Regions from separate parts of the Mus musculus genome. Here all the other regions are linked to region 4. Evidence: chromatin loops called from intact Hi-C (ENCODE). Cell type or tissue: gastrocnemius. All regions are shown on one strand. Region 1 has its middle 61 kb from the start of Tmem200a. Region 2 overlaps Epb41l2 (erythrocyte membrane protein band 4.1 like 2). Region 3 overlaps Epb41l2 (erythrocyte membrane protein band 4.1 like 2). Region 4 holds the start of Gm25016 (a small nucleolar RNA gene).

Region 1 (5,000 bases), 870 kb before region 4:
CAGATGACAGCCCTCGCAGACTGAGTGAAGAGGGGACAACAGCAGTCCCACACAGAATCTCTTTTGAGCCTTTAGCTAAGAAGTGAGCAGCATATATTGCCTCAAGTAGATGAAGCACTCATGGGATAAAATGGCAAGATTCTTGGGACTCATGCACAGCTTCAGACATAATCTACTCCCATCAGCTCAGGTGGACCAACTCCTAAGTCATTGCTCATCTGCATGGACCTAGAAGAGTTTGCCTCAATAGTAGGATCTAAATTAAGTCTAGAGCAGTGGTTAGTTAATACAAAGATCAATGAGTCTAAGAGCTGGCTCTTTGAGAAATTAGCAAGATGGAGAGAGAGAGAGAGAGAGAGAGAGAGAGAGAGAGAGAGAGAGAGAGAGAGAGAGATAGATCAGAATATTTTAAGGGAACACTTTAAAAAGCTGTACTCTATTATGCTGGAAAACCTAAAGAAATGGAGAATTTTCTAGATTCCATCAAATCACCTAAATTAAACTAAGAAAAGCCAATGGCAGAAATAGACCCACAAAGAAGTTGAAATGGTAACAAAGTTCTAACTAAAAATGTTCAGGTCCAGATGGATTCATAACAGAATTATATCAGACTTTCAAAGGAAATCTACAGCCAATTCTTCCTTCTTAAAACATTTCAAAAACAGAAACAGAAAGGGCATTGCCAAACTCATTCTATGAAGCCAGCATTATTCTAATGCTCAAGCCAGGTAAAGACACAAGAATAACGAGACAGCTGCAGGCCAGAATTCCTGGTGAACACAGATTCATAAATGCTCAGTGAAATACCTGCAAACCAAATACTGACATACATCAAACACATTATCATCCCCCATGACCAAGTTGGCTTTATCCAGGAGATACAGGGGTGGTTCAAAATACACAATTTAACACATGTTATAAACTGCATAAGTGGTTTGAAAGGTAAAAAAAATCACATGATCATCCCAACTGAGCAGAAAAAGCCTTTGACAAAAATCCAACATGTCTTCATGATGAAAAGTCCTAGAAAGAGTAAGTGGGACTAGAGGGAACATACATCAGTATCCATCATCATCGTCATCGTCATCGTCATCATCATCATCAATGAGGAATCCACGGCAAACACCATCCTAAATGGGGGAAAAACTTGAAGCAATCCCAATGAAATCAGGAACAAGACAAGGCTGCCCACCGTTCCCACTCCTTTTTGCATTGTGCTTGAAGCACCAGCTGGAGAAATAAGACAGAGAAAGAAATTAAAGGGTGTAAGGATGAATAAATAAAGCCTTAGCAAGGGAGGCAAAAATATTTATAGACTTGAAATGACTAAGAAAAGAATCAGTGGACTTTAAATGGATGATCACAAATGCCCCCATCTGACAGTCAGAGAAAAATAAATGAATAAAACGTGTATATATATATCCAGAAGCTATGGGAAAGTATCAAAATAGAATAGTGCTAAATTTAACCAATCTATAGGAAGTCAGTAAATGAAAGAAAAGATAACAAATAACAAAGAATAAAGTATCAAGATATATCTGACAATGGGAATTAAATTAAGGACAAATAGGGGTTGCTCAAAACAACTTTACAATATTCAAAAATTACATGGGAAACAGATGTCAAATTCGTGCATGTAAAGGCAATAAATAACATTAAAGTATTAAGAAACCACAACATAATATCAGGATGCATCCACTTGGATAACGAAAAACTCTGACCATAGCAAGGGCTGGAGGAAACTGTGAGAGACTAAATTCAACACTGACTGGTGACACTGTACACACAGAGAATGGTCTTGCCCTGATGAAAGACAGTATATCGACTTTTAAAAGGGCAATAGACTGATATACAGTACAGCTACCCTAATCGACGTAACTATCCAACTTAAATGAGAACATCTTCACATAGACAAGTTATAAGTGAGAACTTACAATAGCCTGAGCCTGTTATTGTAACATCCAACCATAGAAACATCCAGGACGTTCATTTTCACGTGAATGGGTGAATAAGCTATGAGGCAGTGACATGAAGAACAAGGAGCTCTTAATAAACTCAATAGCAAACATAGATCTTGAAATAATTATGCTAATTGTCATGTGTGTACAAGTATTTTTCCCATTCATAGAAAATTCAAGCTAGTCTAATTAATAGGAAGCAATTGGGCACCTGACCTCCAGGTATCTTGAGGTCAGTTCTGCATTCTGCACCTTGCTCCCTGGGAAACAGGGATTCTCACTTTTCTCTGCACACACCAAGAATGGTCTTGTCATATATGCATATTCACACATCCCTCCCCATGGATGCCCTTCTCCACAGTGCCCGCTCCTTACTGCTTTCTGGACCCTCATCGTACATCATTTGTTAATCCCAGTGAGCTCTTCCACCTGTATTGTGTTTCTTCAGAGTCTGAGCTGGGTAAAATGAGCTGTCTCTTTTGTGACGGTTGCTGTCTTAGTTTCCCCCACCCCTGCCCCTGCAACAATGGATTACAATACATGGAAGGTGTGGATTCCATCATGGGATTGTGTAAGCAGACTAGAAACCTCATAGTCATTCACGATATCATCTCTATGGTAAAATGAGCTGTATGTTCTAAATAAACCAACCAGAATCAGTTAATAGATGTGTAAGCTTGATATGTTTGAATAGACTGTTTACTGTGGAAGCCGCAGCTACAAACCACTAGGTGGCAGTGTGGTCGCGACTAGCTGGTGAACTGAAGATGGCGTGTTGAATCTCAAGCTACTGATTTGTTGTTGTGTTGTTGTTGTTGTTGTTGTTATTGTTGTTGTTTGACATTTAGAAGTCTACAATAGAAAAATGTTCATGAAATAACAGATGAAAAGCCAAACAGTGGGAGTCATGAGAACAGCCATTGACATAAGATAGAACTAGTTTACAGCAGTTATGAAATGTCAAAACATCAAATAATATCTCCTGCTCATCATCGATGTAATAACGTGCTAAAATGATTGTCTCTACAAGCATGTGCTAGGCACTGTGAAACATGGGCAGGTGAAAGAATATCGCGTTGATTTTCTCCTCTCATGCCTCACAAGAGCCAGGCTTCCTAAGCCCTCTGTCTGAGTTTTAGCCTCTGAACCCCACTTCTATTGGCCCACCTGTGTTCTTTGTTGTGTGCTATGTTCTTATTAGATGTAATTTTTTTTTGAAATATGATGAGAAGCATCTCCTGGAGCTATATTATTTATTTGGATCTTCCTGAACTTCTACACAAAGACAGCGTCAGACACACTCATAGTTTGCTCGATGAATGTTCCTTTCATGTTTAGGGGATGGTTGCTTAGCACCTGTGCAATGAAAATCTGGCCAAGGCTCCTGAATCTCAGCTCTCTCAACTTCATTTTTTGCTATCAGTAAAATAGGACAACAAAGTCAATCTTACAGAGTGTGACATTATTTAAAGGAGATCTTGACTTTTGTAATAAGTGCCAAGGGCCACATTAAGAGTTAGTTTTCCATCCAGACTGAAAGGGGAAGGGCAAAAAAGCACACGTTCCCGTCCCCTTCGTGTGTGCCTGTTAAGCACTGGATACAGCCTAGGCCCAATGAATATTTAATCAATGCATGAATAAATGAAGGACGAATCTATGAGGGTATACAGGAGAAGCACAGGGGGTGAGTTAATAAATGTGCTCTGGCATTTAACATCCTGGAACATCTTTATGACCACTTTAATTTTGCATGATTAAAAATAGAAACAATAGTAATAAATAAATAAATCCTTATAAATAAATTAAAAAGACCCTCAAAATATATCAACATGTAGATTCAGAAAATGTTGTTCAACATAAGGATAGTGGTTTAGAGTGATTAGGTGAATCCTTAAATACTTTAGGGGGTCGATACCTTCCTTGAAGATGACTAGGTAACCCTCTTATTTTCAGACTAGAAAGGCAGACCTTTGAATTTAATGCTCCCTGATCCCCCTCCCCGCCGCACAGTGCCATTTCAATTTGGCAAAAATCTGTATATGAAGATGCTGTTCATTCTGCCTGGCATTCAGCAGTGAAAAGATAGATACAGCGAGGAGAAGTGTGGGACAGTGTCCCATGGCTTCCTGCAGCGAGCATGGATAACAACAATTTATTATACATTTTATGAGCAACTGGAAGAGAGAAACTTCGAGTTTTTCAATGACGAAATGATAGATGTTTACAAAGATAAAAATGCTAAGTGCCCTGACTTAATCATAGCACATCATATGCCTGTATCAAATTATCACAGTGGACTCCATACATGTACAATAAAAATAACTGAAGATCGATTCACTTATTTTATGTATGTGTGCCTGTGGGTATGTATGTGCACCACATGCATGCAGGTGCCTAAGCAGGCCAGCAAAGGATGGCTGATATCCTAGAACTAGTATTGCAGGTGGTTATCAACCATTGAAGTGGGCACTTGGAGCAGAAGCCCAGTCCCCTGTGAAAGCAAAAAGTGCTTAACCAGTGAGCTATCTGTCCACCTCCTAAAGGCTCATTTAATTAATTATTAATTAATTAATTAATTTATTTTTGAGAATTTTGACTTTAAGTACCACATTTACATAATTCCTCTTCTCTCTCCAAATTCCTCCTGTGATCTCTCCCTCAAAAGCCCATGATCTCTTTTTCTATAATTATTATTGCTATAGGTACACACACGCACACGCACACACACACACACACGCACGCACGCACGCACGCACGCCCTATTGAAAGCATTTGGTATTGCTGATAAGTACACGTGTTTAAGGGTTGATCATTTGGGATTATGTAGCCTATCGGGAAATCGGAGGGCATTCATGTCTAACACCTAGCTAAGTATCAGTTATAAAAATGTAAGACTTTATTCTTAGACTTACTTATTCTTTTTTAATTGGATATTTTATTTATTTATATTTCAAATGTTATCCCCTTTCCCAATGTCCCTTCTGTAAACACTCTATCCCATTCCCCCTTACCTTGCTTCTATGAGGGTGCTCCTCAACCCAC
Region 2 (5,000 bases), 220 kb before region 4:
TAGGGACAGCCGACCTGACAGTCTTCTCAGGCATGGAAGGACAGTCAGGTTGACGAGGGGCTACAATAGGATCTAAGACCGAATCCAATGTGGCCACTTCAGAGTCACCCTGCTCTGATGTCCCACCCATGGAAAGCAGCTCGAAGCTATCGAGTGTGGTCTGATCAGCCTCCCCAAAAGGGTCTTCCTCTGAAATGTCTGACAGCAAGTCCACTTCAAGGACTGGCAGGAGGTAAGGAGGAAAAGATGAAGTACAGCAAATGAGAGGTGACAGGGGGCACATGCAAGTGGTCTATTTAAACAACCCATGGTTGGTGATGAATCCCACAATGGTTATTTTCAAAGAAACAAGAAGGAAACAGAAGAAAAGAAGAAACATTAGTGAAAGCTTCACGCCCAAGCAAGTTTCATAAAAAACAGTCATTAAAAACTTAACTGAATAATCCACTTTTAAGGAGAGAAACTGGACTCCTTTTATCACATAAAATTTACACATATTAATGACTATGAGGTTTTAGCTAACATTACTCAAACCTAGCTGCTGACACATGTATCTAAAAATGCTAGAAAAATGCTCATAGAACTAGTCATTTGCTAAAGATAAGAAAGATTTCATTTAGAACTTAATACAATATTTGTCTAGATTTTTTTCATAATTACATATATAAACTGAAGACAAACTGAACAGAAATCCTGAACTTTCTCTTCAGTAGCTGTTTGTTCAGATACTCTGTAAGCATGACTGAAAAGATTCTGACCACTTAGCACTTGAAGGATATCATGTAGAACACAAGCTGTGTTGCTTTTTAATAAATGGTATTTAGCCAGATACTTTTCAACACGACAATCACAAATTGTTTAACAAAAGGATGCAAATGATTCGTATCCCCTGCTGTTTGATACACTGTCCTGTGGCATGTGTCTGTGGTGGCCACAGAGGCTGTCAGTGCTTGCAAGAATTCCTACAGTATCAGCAGATGCTTCAGCAGTTAATAGTTCCTTTACACGTTCATTCTGCATGTCACTACAGTTTTCAAAGCCAGAGCTAAAAAGGCACAGTGTATCAAAAGGATGATCCAGGCTGTGTGTGTGTGTGTGTGTGTGTGTGAGGGGGAGAGGGAGAGGGAGAGGAAGTGTGTGTGTGGGAGAGAGAGAGAGAGAGAGAGAGAGAGAGAGAGAGAGAGAGAGAGAGAGAGAGACTCTGTGTGTATGTGTGTGTGTGTGAGAGAGAGGGGGGGGGAGTGTGTGTGTGTTTGTGTGTGTGATCTACTTCCAATGTTACATATAAAATAATGCTTTGTGCAAGCATGGAAATGATTTGTGAGGAGCTCAAAAGTTCTTTAGTCAAGTGACTGGTAACCACTTGAAATGACTTTAGTAACAAAATAACAAAACTGACAGACTAAGGAATGCCTCAGTTCATTAGCTATAGTGTAAGCACAAACAAGGCAGAGACAGCATATAATCCTGCACTTATTCACAGCTTTGTATTATTAGTGGATTCATTTTAAAAAATTAAATTAATGTAATAAAAGACAGGGATTACCTTTAAAATTGACTAGTAATAAAATACGCAATTTCAAACCACATGGCTTTTATCATTGTTAAGTCAACTGATAATAAACTAAGAAAACAGGAAATGCCAGTACATTGCTTTCTTATTTTTGTATAATCTACTCTGTTCTTGCATTAGTATAATTTACACGGAAACAAATATTTTACTCTGAAAAATAATAAAAACAAGGTTAGAAATCACAGTGCAAAGTAGCAGCCTCCATTTGAAACATAGAAGATTGTAAGCGTAGGTTACACAACAACAAGAAATTCTGACGTCTTAACTACTAAAGGCAGCAGAGAGTCTCTGATCTGAGCATCCTACACAGCAGCACAAGTGCTAATAGGCCATACCTTTCCCTCAGCGGGCAGGGGTGTAGCTTTTGTTGGGCTTTTGCTGTCCCTCCGGCCATCCTGGATGGTAGTATAGCTGATAACTCCAGGGCCAGGCACTGAGCCCTCTCCAGGAGGGCTTTGGTCCACAACACCAATCGGGGCTAATCAGAAGAGAAGTTGAAATACATTAGACCAGTGAATGTAAAGCTTTGAAGAACAGAACCCCTTAACCAAATGTAGCTAGACCATAGTGTTTGAACTTTGGATATATCAATATGTAATATAAACTTATTTTTAAACTAATACAAAACTCTACTAATAGTCTGAGTTTTTAAAAATCCATCCAGTAAATCAGATTTTTGAGCATGTGGCTCACCAGGTACTTGGCCAGTAGGAGGAGCTCTCGGCCCAACTGCAGAATTACAATGTCACCAATACTCTCTCTCATAGTCAGGCAGAACCAACTGTGTGCTGCTGTCCTTTCTCTCACAGTAAGGTAGAACCTACTGTGTGCTGCTGTTCTCTCTCTCAGTGAAGCAGAACCTACTGTGTGCTGCTGTCCTCTCTCTCAGTGAAGCAGAACCTACTGTGTGTTGCTGTCCTCTCTCTCTCAGTGAGACAGAACCTACTGTATGTTGCTGTCCTCTCTCTCTCAGTGAGACAGAACCTACTGTGTGCTGCTGTCCTCTCTCTCACATTGTAGCAGAACCTACTGTGTGCTGCTGTCCTCTCTCTCTCTCAGTGAGGCAGAACCTACTGTACTAGTGTTTTTGTCATAGTGTTGGATCACCTCAAGAGTCAGCAAGCCAAGTGACAAGTCTCTCTACCAGAGACTCCTCCTGAACAATGAAATACCCCTCAGGTCTTTTCCTCCTTATAAAAAGTGCTTTACTTTTTACACCCCGTGGTCTGCTTTTTTCCATGCACCAAGAAAAATTCCAATAAACAAAAAACCCAGAGGGCCGGAAACTGTTAAAGGATGGTGTGTGTAAGCCATCAGTTCAACAAGGGGTCTACCCTTTCAATCTTTGTTCTACACAGTACCAAACACTCCACACCCCTCGCCTGTCCCGCCACGACCTGCCCCTTTCCTAGCCCTGCTTTTGCATCAAATGATACTTCTTCTTAGACCCATTTGCTTTAGTCAGGAACCTCAAATTCTAGAACATCACCCTTTAATACTAGCAAGTCAAACAGGGCCCTTGAATGTATTTTCAAAATCCACACAAATTGTTACAACATTAAAATGAGTTCACATCTTACATTATACCTATTTATTTCCTAAAGCTGGTTTTTGCTTGTTTTTGCTAAGGTTTTACTAATTTTCCAGTGTAGAAGCATATAATTATGCATACCTCTTTGACTTATTATACAATTTTAAGCACTTGCTGCCATCACAAATTATGACAAAATGAAAAATCTGACCAAAAGATAGTTTCAACTATACTAATACTGAAATATGAGTCAATATAAAATTAAAAATTACAAAGCCAAGTTGACAATATGTTGATGGCACACATTTAAACACTCGCCCATTCTATTGTGTGGTAACCAAGTGATCTGCTCCAACCTAAGGTGAAGACCACAGCAGACACTGTTATGTGACCACTGCATGCAGTCTGTGGGCTTCCTGACTCAATCTTCTCTCACCATTCTCCGGGACCAGTTGATTCTTCAAAACTAACACTGCGCTCTGCACGGTAGGACCAACACACTAAGGATCCCTCCAAGGCTTCCTACAGAATGGAGCCAGCAAGCCTAGCTAGCAGCAGCAGGCTCGCCTACAAGGCCTGAGTGTGCTGTCTTTTTTCTGGTCTCTCACTTCCGAGCCGCTTTGCACCTTCCACTACCTGGGATGACCTATGTTCTCCTCTCTTGTCATGGCTGTCTCTCTTTCATCCTTCTAGGCATCTGAGAAGGCTTCCTTCCCTGAGGACTCTACTTACGCAGCCCAGCACCCCGTCTATTGATAACTCAGATTCAGAAAACACATGAAGATTGCTGTTGTTCCTAACCTCAGAGGAGGCTCCCTGCTTTACGACAGCTGCTCTGGGTGATCTTTACTTTTAAGTCTTCTGATGTCACCTTCAACTCTGCCTGTGATGCAATCACTAAAGGAAGATTATTCAACTATCTATATTGTTCAAACCTTCAAACACAACACACATCAGCAACACTGATGGAACCCTGATAAAAGGCTGGAGGAAGAAGCTCGGTGCTGGGTCAGAGCAGCTCTGCCATGCTGGGAAACAGAACACAGACCCCAGCCAGATTTCACTGCCATACTAGCAAGCAAAGTCTCCTACTTTTCACAGTAACACAATCATCCTTTTGATGCCCTGCCCATCCGATGGATCACAGTGTCCAAAGCACAAATGGGAAATAAAGGATTGGCGCTACGCCTATAGCTTTTCCTCGGGAAAACTGTTCACCTTCTGTAATAACTGCTCAATCAAGATGGCAGGTTTCCCAAAGAAGTGCACGGCCTACAAAGATGCCCTGGCTGACTGTCCTTCATTAGCTCTAACACAACATGAGAACTCTACGGCCTCCAGTCTTAGAACAAAAGCTGGCGACGGTCCCCAGAAGGCTCCTCTGGGGCAGAAACAACAGCAACTGCATCTACTCATGGCAAGAGCAGACTCAAGAGATGCCTACTCCAACTGGCACGTTTTGTTCAGACCTACTACGGAATATACTTAGTTGTTGTCTGACACTGCTAATTCTCTATAAATAGTCTTATCTGGAAATATGGACAATTATTTGCTTGAAGCCTGTATTTTTCTGGTGATTCCTTAAAAGTTTAAGGAAGACTCTTGTGCGTTAACAACCACATATATCAAAATAGCCACAAGCAAAGCCCGGGAAGTAACTGTGTGTGCCTGCACCTATTTAGTCATTTCTTCTACCCGGAAAAATAGAGCAAGGCTAACCTGTGAGAATCCTCTACTAACGAAAGAATGTTAGTCTAGGAATCATCTGTCTTATCTAAGTATTTAACATCTTACTATTCAAGTCCAAATTTCATATTTCTATAGTTATATAAAGAAACAACAATCAAAATGGTATTTTTGCTAATAGTGCAATAAAAATAAAATTTTTCAAACTAT
Region 3 (5,000 bases), 150 kb before region 4:
TGGGTTTCCACAAGTCGGCTGTGGAATTCTGCTTCAGAATCCTGACCACTGAATGTGGAGTAGAACCTTAGCCTATTTTATGTGAGGCCTTTTAATATTGCACTGTGGTTCTTGCATAAGTCCACACACCTTAAACCCCAACTCTCTAACCAAGCACGGCCCCACCTCCCTACCATTCACATTTGGATACAGACATTTCCACAAACAGGACTGCTCTAATAAATTTTCTCAAAAGCATTTTTAGATATATGCAATACATTATAAAATATGGGGGAAAACAAAGCCACAACCTGAATGAGCATGTATGTGACAAATGTCTACCACACAGAACATGTGAAGGAACATGAAACCAAACTCAAAATCTGGACAAGTGTTGAAAGACATTTCTCACAGTATTTACTAAAGGCCAATCACAACACGAAAAAAGTTTGAGATTACTCATTATAAAATCAAATTCACTTTGTAATAGTTCTTCACACCCACTGGGATAGCTGTTTTAAGAAAAATGAAGATGAAAAGTTATTTGAACAGTGTTAGTGTGTAATCCCAGCACTTGGAAGGTGGACCAGGCGCTAAAGACAAGTCTGGAGTACAAAGCAAAACCATACCTGAAAAATAAAGCGAATATGCACATGCCTGTGTGTGTGCACGAGAACGCACATACATACACACGGTGTTCATGCGGATCTGGGAAACCTAGAGCCTGAATGCTCTGCTGATGGCAATGGGAAATGGCGGTGCAGGCTCAGGGAGGGGGTAGGAGTTCAGGATGTGCAAGGTTTCTTCTATGCAAGAGGAAAGGGTTTCAGGTTCCACAACATCTTTGGCTGTAGTATACAAACAATGTAGAAATCCATGTAAAGAACCCAGGATGGGCAAGGACACACAGTAGAAGCAAGGACCAAATAGAAAGCTGTGCAATAGGCAAAAGCAGAAAAGTAAGGGGCATCCTACTGGACAGATCCTTGCTCAGTTGTGTGCACTGAAGGCTCAGGGCTCACTGAAGAAAATAAGGGAAAAGATTCTAAAAAGGCAGGGGAATGGGAATTTTGCTTTGAGATTGTCTCTCAGGAAGTTATACCCTCCATGTCTCACCAACATGGCAGTCTAAACATAACCTGAGCAGGGACAACACCCACAGATGTGCTAATGTTGAAGCAGGAAAGTTCTTTAAGCCTCAACCCTAAACTCAGATCTACAGGCAACGACAGAACGCTGAGAGTGGGAGACACAGTCTTCCCCAGCGAAGAACACAGCAACTGAGTATCCCACACCAAACAGTTAGCCCTGTAAACATATATAAAAACATTATTTTATGGACTAGGCAGGCTGTGTGTGTGTACATCAGCAATAGAGAAAACCGCTATGAATCTGAAACAGAGAGGAGGTACAAGGGAGGATCTGGAGAGAGGAAAGGGAATGGGGAAATGATATAATCTAAACGTTTTTAAAAATTATAATGAAAAAGAAGACAAGATCTACGCAAGCTTAAGCTTGTTAGTACTGCCTTTGGAGGAGGAACTGAGGTTAGATAAGAAAATAAGGTCTAATCTATAGTTTCTGAAGAACTAGAGAAGGAAGTAATAAAGAAATCTGCTCAGTGTTGCACTGTTCTAATGAACCCGCTCCTTTGTTGTTTAAAACACAGAATTAAAAACACAAGCACGTCCCAATGTTGGACATCAACATTAAAGTCAGCCATGAACAAACTCACCTATGTGAGATCTGTGAAATAGATAAACTCAGCAAATATCCAACTAACAGAATGGTGAGAAGAATGTGGCCAAAGAGATTGGGAACAGGGGTGGGGGGTGACAGAGGGCGGGAGGGGGAGGCATTTAAATAGCTGAGCAGCAGAGCCTTTCACGGAAACCATTATCACAGGAGGAACAGTGGGGATGTGAGGGAATACATTCAACTTTGGATTGGGTATCAATGAAACAGAGACAACCATACGTGGAGGTAAACTGAAATCAGACAATTATTCAATTAACCTGCAAGACAGGAGAAGAGGGGAAAACCGATGAAATAGAAAACAAACGGCAAGACAGTGCCCACCCACATTAAGAACTACATGCAATCATCTAAAGGCACCAATGAAAAGACAGAAAGTGTTATGGTGAACGAGAAGGCAAGAGCCAACTTTATGTTATGTACTGCAAACAAAAGCCAAGGCTTAGCTGGCTCAGGCAAAGCAGAAGCCATGTCCCCAGGTAACGGAGGCTGCCATCCACTGAGCCAGGGAAATCAGTACCAAGATCAGCCTCAAGACCCAGAGTGCCGTGAAGGGGAAGCTGCACAAACAGGTTACTTCAAGGCAAAACTGTCTGATTACATTATGGAGATGGTAGTCCAAAAACTGGACTGAAGCAAATGACAAAAAAACTGTTTCTAAGAACAATACAGTTCAGTTTACCATTTGCCTTCATAGTTATTAGATAAACTCAGCTCTGCTACAAAGGAATGTGCTAGTCCAGTGGTTCTCAACCTGTGGGCTGTGACCCATTTTGGGAGTTGAGCAACCCTTTCACAGGGGTCCCACATCAAATATTTACATCAAGATTTGTAACTGCAGCAAAATTACAGTTATGAAGTAGCAACAAAAATAATGCTGTGGTTGGGAGTCAGCACAGCACGAGGAACTGTAGAGATCCTTCCTGACTGCTCTAGTCCGAAACCTTCTGAGAGCAGCACCGCTGACAGCTACAAGTCTTCACGGGGACAGGAGAGACACAGCTATGGTCCTTCCCCTTCCCATTTCTAGCACTAGACCTGAAAAAAGGAATTCCAGGGCTTCTCCAAATTCATAGGAGCAAAAATGTCAACAACGAAACCTCTGAGGGAGGTGGCACCCTCTGAGGATGGGATAGATATTCCATCAGAACCTGATGGTCTCACTGATCAAGACCTCAGTTCTGTACAGAATTCCTTATCTCAGAAAACACCCAGAGCGGCTTCTTCTTCCTTTCTACTGAGAATTACCAAACACCTGCAAGTAGAAATGAAGGTGCAATTCCCGCAGCAGCCAGACAGGGGTGTCCTAGGCAAGCAAGCGGATGTACAGAGGGCCAGCATGTGAACAGGCCGTCTACCACTGCTTTAGTCCTTTCCCACCTCCTTCATCTACCACATTAGTAACATGGCTCCACTGTGGCTGTCTTCAATGTAGACAGAAAATGTCACGCTAGTCATAGGAAGTCATATCATGCCTGATATGTAATGGGTGAGTAAAAGAACATTTGATGAATTTATAAGCAACGGCATATAATCATGGAGTAAAGGCTACTACTAGCTCCCCATTCTAAAGAAAGCACACCAAGACTCAATGCGTTCCTGCCTCTCCATCCAGGCTAACTGCTGTACACCCTCTTGTATTTCTACCACTGATTACATTGTCATTTCTTAAGTCTTACTACCAGTGTCTTGAGAACTCAGCAGCTCTGTCTTCTTGAGGTTGCATCTCAGCCCACCACATGGAAAGAATGGACATAAAAGTGCTTTGTACTGAACAGCAGCAATTACCAAAGTCAGCTCCTCAAATGGCATCCCAACTTCCCATTGTTTCTCTCCAGGAATTCACTGCTAGAGACTTTACTGATAGACAGCTTGAAGTTGTCTTTAAAGTAAGTAACATAAAAAACAAAGAACTAATGACATTGCAGTAATGCCAAGACTATTGATAAAACTTCAAGGATTATTTTTATATTTACCTAAAATTATACACAAGATTGTGTGTGTGTGTGTGTGTGTTCATGTTCACATGTGTGTGGTTGTATATGTGTACATGTGTGTGTTAAAGGAAATTAAGCTACTTGAACTGATAATGCTCCCGACAGACAAAAAAAAAAAAAAAAAAAAAAAAAAACAAAAAAAAACCAGCATGAGACAACTCCTTTCCAGTGGTTGATCAGGGAAGTCCACAGGACCCCCACAGTATTGTGGATTATGAATATGGTCTTGGTTGCCTCCCAGGGGTTGAGAGTGACACCTATAACTGAAGATCACACACAGTTAGGGTACAAGACTTCAGCTAGATCTGACCTAAATCCTCCTTCTGAAGTCTGACTTCCTTGGCACCTGAAGATAATTCTATGCAGGCTGCCAAGGGAGGAAGCAATTAATAGTTCCTCCCCACTGCCTTCCACTGCCCCTCCACAGCCCTCACGCCCTTCAACTCCAGCCACACACCAACTTCTGCAACAAGAAATGCATCTCCATGCTCCCATGTGCATTAATGCAAACCTTTATCTTAGGTCTACACTGTCCAGTTCTCATGACTACATTTAAAAACAAACAAACGAACAAAAAATACAACATGATCTTCCAGATCCAAGACTGAAAATAGGCACTAAGTGAACAAATGCAGCAATGAATCTACTACTGATTTTTCAGTTACAAAATATGTAGAATGACACTTGGGCCTGAGTGGACCCCAATAGTTGATTGTGAATTGATGGTACATATACAAATAACAAAAGCCATGAAACAGAAATCTAGATGACAAACACCACCAGCTAAATCCACCACTAGCACCACTCTCTCTGCACCCCCTCTTTCTCTGCCCCCTCTCTCTCTGCCATCCACACCCTATGAACCACACAACCAGTGTGCAAAGATTTGCCCTGGAGAAGTAAGGGCTTGTATGTGTGTTCTGAGGTGTACACGTGTACACACACACACACACACACACACAGAGGTAACCTCCCCTTTGCCCTACTTGTATAAACCTTTCCTCCCTCATGGTCAACACTAATCTGATGATTACATATTCAAGAGGTATGGTATGGAAATAACTGGGAACCATACCAGATCTTCCCTAACAATCCTTTCCTATTCTCCTTGGTAATTTCAGTTTGACCAACTAGACTAAACTAAACGGCAAAGTTTTAACTCAATAAGGAATCTGCTTTTTTCGGTTCTGTTTCTATAGAAAGCTAAGCATCCTTGCTCTATCCCAAGTAAGGAAATAAGGAAATTCAGGTTACTTTTCTCTTCCATAG
Region 4 (5,000 bases):
ACATATGCCTGCTATCCCAGTAAACAGTGTCAGTACAAGCAAGAGCCTAGCATGTGCCCCAGCAGGCTCTTACTCGTGGCTGTCCGTCATCAGAGCTGTTACTTTCCTGGGGTGGGGTGGGCATTTCTGGTTCAGCTTGCCCCACTCACTCTCAGGGCCATGCTATTCCATTCCACGCCTCCACTCCACAGTCCATAAAGGTTGACTGTAAGTCACTGATTGTAGAATTCCTTGCTGTCTCCTGTGGCTTTTGATGTATTAAGTTCAAGCTTGAATTCTTTGGAAAACCAAAGCAAGGATGAACAAAGGATTATTCCTGTTTCTGACCCATATGGCTCCTGAGGGAATGAAGAAAAGGCTTGAGTTGGGGAGAGGGTGAGGGAAACATAGAAGAGAGGAAAAGAAAATACATTAGTAATTCACGGTTGGCCACATTATGATGAATGTAGTTAAGGTCTTGACGCAGTCGACCCTTGTGTGACAGCCAGCAGTCTTCTGATCTTTATGACCTTCAAGGGCAGAGAGAAGCAGAGATATTTCTTGCTTTATTTCAGCTTATCAATATACCAATCATAAGAAGAAACAAATGCTTTGATGCTTCTCAAGGAAGACAAACCAAAGGTGTGCCCCGGAGTGAGAGTAGTTGGGCAGAATCTCACCCTGTGTGATGGATTGGTCCATAGCAACAGTTGTCCTACTTTATCAATTGTCAGGGTTCTCTAAGGACAGAACAGGTCGGGTATGAGCACACAAATTCCCGTTCTCTATCCATCCAAGTAGAAATAGCTGCCTATGTAGAGATTCATTCACAGAACTGGCTCACATGGTTGTGAGTGTTGGTAAGTCTGAAATCTATTGGGAAGACTGGAAGGCTGGGGAGCCAGAAGAGTTTGTGCTATGGGCTCAATCCAAAGGCAGTCTGGGAATAGAATTCCTTTGGCCCCAAGTCTTTTCTCCAAGGGTTTCAGCTGATTTCATGAAACCTGCCCACATCTGGAGGAGCAGAGCTGTCAACTTCTAAGAGATGGTGTGATGCAAGGTGTGTCTTCTGTCTGGGCGTCTAACTAGAAAATGGATGGCATTTTCTGGAGAGACAGTTTTTAATGTGAATGATTTTTTAAGTACCCCTAGTCTAACTTTGTTTTTTCATCTCATATTGTATAGTATGTTAGCTATTTGGATTAGTTCCTAGTCCATATTCATTTTAATTCTTCAAAGTTTAGGATCTTGGACTGGTGAGATGGCTCAGTGGTTAAGAGCACTGACTGCTCTTCCAAAGTTCCTGAGTTCAATTCTCAGCACCTACATGGTGGCTCACAACAATCTATAATGGGATCTGATGCCCTCTTCTGGTGTGTTTGAAAATAGCGACAGTGTACTTATATGCATTAAATATATAAATCTTAAAAAAAAAGAATAGGGTTTAGTCAATAGATTGGATGTTGAATATATCCAACAGACATTTTTAAAATCATGAACTGGTTTTGGTAGCTATTATATGAGGTCCTTTTGAGTCTTCACAGTGTAGAAGGAAGAAGTAGAAATATTTTAGGATAAAGCAGCTGTTAATTGATAAGATAGTTGTCCTAGCTTAATTTGAATATCAGCTGTCCTGAACTCAGTTTCAGAGTTCTGTTTTGTTATGCATATACTCTTTTTTTAAAAATTAAAAACCTTTACTTAAGTTAAAGAATAAACTTAAGTATATAGAAGTCTTTCACAAAGCACTCTTGAGAACCCATGTTTAGAAGGATCTAATAGCAGTGCTTCCTAAGGCACCCACTGGATCAATAGCGCCTCATTAGGTAAATGCTTTGCTTTATTCAGCCAGATAACTGAATGCCAGCACTGTGTAGGCCGCCTGTTTCCTTTACCAGGACTCTGCAGATTCATTGCTTCTGGGAGGTCTTAGTCTCTCTCTCATGGTTTGCCTTAGCTTGTGGTTTATAGTTCCATGGGACTGGATGTCTTGTGTTAATTCCTTCAGTCTACTGTATGTGTGTGAGTGCTCTGTGATCCCGTGCTTTGCCTCACAGAATTCAGCGAAGGGAAGGGCAGCGTTGGACTAGGAGTGTGTCTGTGTCCCATGGCTGCGAATGCAGTTAGGCACACCTGACTTCAGAGGTAGCCGTGGAGGCGCAGGGAGAAACGCTGGCATGTAAAAGCAGTTCTCCAGCATTACGTTATCTCTGCGGTGTGGCTGAAGTGCATGCATGGGTTCCTTCAGAGCTTGGGTGTGAAGATTTAGAAATATGAAAACACTACAGAAATCTGTATTTCGTGTATTTGACTGCCTTGATCCAGAGGCAGGTTTGTTAGACAGTTTGAAAAGCCTCTCCAAACCGCCTGCGTTCATTTCTTTTTTAAGCAATTGCTGCCCTCTAGTGAGAGTTTAATTTTTTCTCATGCTAAGCTACACCCACCAGAATTCTTTTTGAGCCGGAAGTGGAAGTGATTGACCCTAAGTTTAAGACTGTGCACAGTTTGCTCGTATCTGATTCGAAGTATAAAGAGCAATGAAGATTTGAAACACAAAGTGGCCATAAGTGAACACGGGCTAAACAGCTCTAACAAACTGTTAGCTCTGGTTGGCAGATATAGATAAACTTATACTTTATTTGAACCCAGTTTTAAGAAATCATATCACAAAGAGTGTTGTATTTTGAGAGAAAATGCCTATTTCAGTTTTAGTGGAATGCATTGCAAACAGTGAGTCCTGTTTTTCTTCTGTTTTGTTTTGAATCTAGGACTTGGGCTGGGGACATGGTTTGGTTGGTAAAGTGCTTGTCTGCTCTGTCAGACACAGCCTGGGTTTGAAACTGGGCATGGTGCGTGCCTGTCACCCTAACATCTGGGAAGTGGTAGCAGGGTGGCCACACGTTCAGAACCATCCTTCTGTACATGAGAACCTGCCTGAAACCCCACCCCTGGAAACAAAAAACAAACAGAAGGTTAGAACATTCCTCACAACCTAGCAAAGTTCTTGTGTGTGGTAGGTTGGTTTGGGATATATCATTAGTAAAAAATTAGTAAAAATGTAGTTTTAATTCTCTCTCTACCCTGGAGGGATAGATTGGATCTAGGACTGGAGACTGAATCTAGGTAGGCCCTCGCACACAGCCAGCAGGTGCTCCACAGCAGAGCTGTGCACACAGCACTTTCAGTTATTCCGGTAGTGTTTTCTTGGTTAGCAGTTTATTATTTGTTTATTTTGAGTTAAGGTCTTGTTGTAGTCTACTACTGTGGTCCAGCTTGGCCTCAAACTCAAATTTGCTGTCCTCCTGCCTCAGCCTCCAGAGTTCCATGTTTACAGGTGTGTACTACCACATCTGACTTAGAAGTTTCTTGATGAATAATGAAATACGATCTGCTTTTATGTCTTTAATAGTAATTATAACTAGGAAAAGACTTAAGTCACTTCTATAGTTGTCTAAAGATTAATATTGGTTTTTAAACATAGGTTAGATTTAAATGATATTTTGAACTTTGAAATAATTACTATAATATACAATTTATTTTCAAAAAATTGGATTTCTTTATTCCATATTTATTTTATTTTTCTATTTTGCTTTTTATGCCATGCTGAAACGTCATCTCTCACTAGCGGTACCGATGCACTTTTGGAATTGAAGCCATTCGTTGAGGAGATCCTTGAAGGGAAACACTTGGCTTTGCCCTTCCAAGGGATTGGCACTTTCCAAGGTCAGGTTGGCTTTGTGAAGCTGGCAGATGGAGACCATGTTAGCGCACTCCTGGAGATAGCAGGTAAGACGGACAGTGTTGCACTCAGGAAACCCCATGTGTGTTTTTGCCAGTGGCTGTCATGGAGATCTGGTGTCTTCTAATTTGGAGAATCAGTATAACCTCACTGCACATGAACCGCTTTGGTGTTTGTTGTGTGAGCAGTGGCTAAAAGCCTGGGAGGTCCTCTTGAGGAGACTCTTGATTCTGGAGCTTTCTAGGGAAATACTAGACTGGATTCAAGTATGAACTGTAAGTCCTTTGCTTATGAGATTTTACATATGATCAGCCCTTGGTAAGCATCGAGAGAATGAGAGACAATCACCATTGCTACTCAGAGGCCTGTGGGAACTGTCACCTCTATTACAGAGAGCCAATCAATGAAGATTAGTCACGTTTTCATTTGTACAGCCCCCTCCTTCCCTTTGGCTAGTTTTTTGCTGAGGAGAATGTCTACTTAGGAGAGTCTGAGGCCCCACATTCATTATAGGCCACTTATAACAAACACACTCAATTGCGACAAAGTGGGGGTTGGATGGGTGGGTGAGCTTTGGGTTTGACTGGGAGATAGTAGGTTAGTGTTAGGCTGCACACTGCACTCAGTGCTGTGTGGCGCTGTCTTGTGCCATCGCGAATGCTCACTCCTCTTTGGTCTGAAACACTGTCAGTGTTTGGTATATGTGTGGTTTGCTTTTCTCTTTTGACTTTTCTCCTCTACTTATCTCTTTTTCTCTCCTCCCTTTTCTTCCTTCTTCCTCTTTACCCCTCTACCTCCCTTATTCCCTCTCCTTTTAACTACTTAAAAAATAATGTAGGAACTGAATGTCTAGTACTAAAATGAAAGCTAAGGTTTCCACAGATTGTTGTTATCCCTACAATCTCTTTCTGGGTCTGTCTCCATTTAATTTGGCCGCCATCCTGAAGCTGGGTCCTTGTATTCTCTTAAAATATATGCATATTTATTTTAGTTGGTTTTAACATGATAAAGAGAAGATCATATTGTCTGTGACCCTTTAGGACATGCTTTTATTCTTCACAGTATATTACCTCTGTGTGTTAATAGTTGCTTACTTAAAAGCACACTTTAGTGGAAGGCTGGGTGGAGTGGCAGTTGGTTTTCATGGTTGGTGTTTCTTCTATGCTTTAAAGAATTTGACCTGCCCTGCAGGTGCCAGGTGTGGCTGCCGAGTCCTGTGTGTGTGTAAGTGGGTGGCAGAGGAGAGAAATCCTATGTCTAGGCTCAGTGTTCTAACCTATGA

Evidence for each region. A loop is a pair of places that touch in the nucleus more often than their neighbours do. Peaks named below come from ENCODE experiments on the same cell type or tissue, not always from the same donor. Only the 100,000 strongest peaks of a DNase experiment are listed, where the experiment ranks them.
Region 1: it touches region 4 in a loop (4-fold over the local background); 20 of 42 quality-filtered maps call a loop at or near these places.
Region 2: it touches region 4 in a loop (8-fold over the local background); 41 of 42 quality-filtered maps call a loop at or near these places.
Region 3: a loop joins it to region 4, with 4 times the contacts of the local background. A loop is called at or near these places in 9 of 42 quality-filtered maps.

The regions. Positions count from the first base shown.
Region 1 is chr10:26,137,314-26,142,313 of GRCm38, reverse strand. No RefSeq gene overlaps it. Among named protein-coding and RNA genes, the nearest start is that of Tmem200a, 61 kb to the right of the region's middle. In gastrocnemius, a CTCF peak has its summit at 2,687 (motif pointing right); a DNase peak (open chromatin) is centred at 2,693.
Region 2 is chr10:25,486,002-25,491,001 of GRCm38, reverse strand. Epb41l2 (erythrocyte membrane protein band 4.1 like 2) reads right to left here. Exons shown (of 20, transcript NM_001199265.1): 12 at 1,909-2,051. Among named protein-coding and RNA genes, the nearest start is that of Smlr1, 48 kb to the left of the region's middle. In gastrocnemius, a CTCF peak has its summit at 2,273 (motif pointing right); a DNase peak (open chromatin) is centred at 2,293.
Region 3 is chr10:25,413,426-25,418,425 of GRCm38, reverse strand. The region is part of intron 1 of Epb41l2 (erythrocyte membrane protein band 4.1 like 2); the gene reads right to left. Among named protein-coding and RNA genes, the nearest start is that of Epb41l2, 56 kb to the right of the region's middle. In gastrocnemius, a CTCF peak has its summit at 3,027; no DNase peak of the experiment used is centred here.
Region 4 is chr10:25,266,073-25,271,072 of GRCm38, reverse strand. It overlaps Akap7 (A kinase (PRKA) anchor protein 7), which reads left to right. Exons shown (of 8, transcript NM_001379238.1): 5 at 3,605-3,765. It overlaps Gm25016 (a small nucleolar RNA gene), which reads left to right and starts at 4,898; the gene lies at 4,898-5,000. In gastrocnemius, a CTCF peak has its summit at 2,394 (motif pointing left); no DNase peak of the experiment used is centred here; H3K4me3 peaks cover 317 bases; H3K27ac peaks cover 460 bases.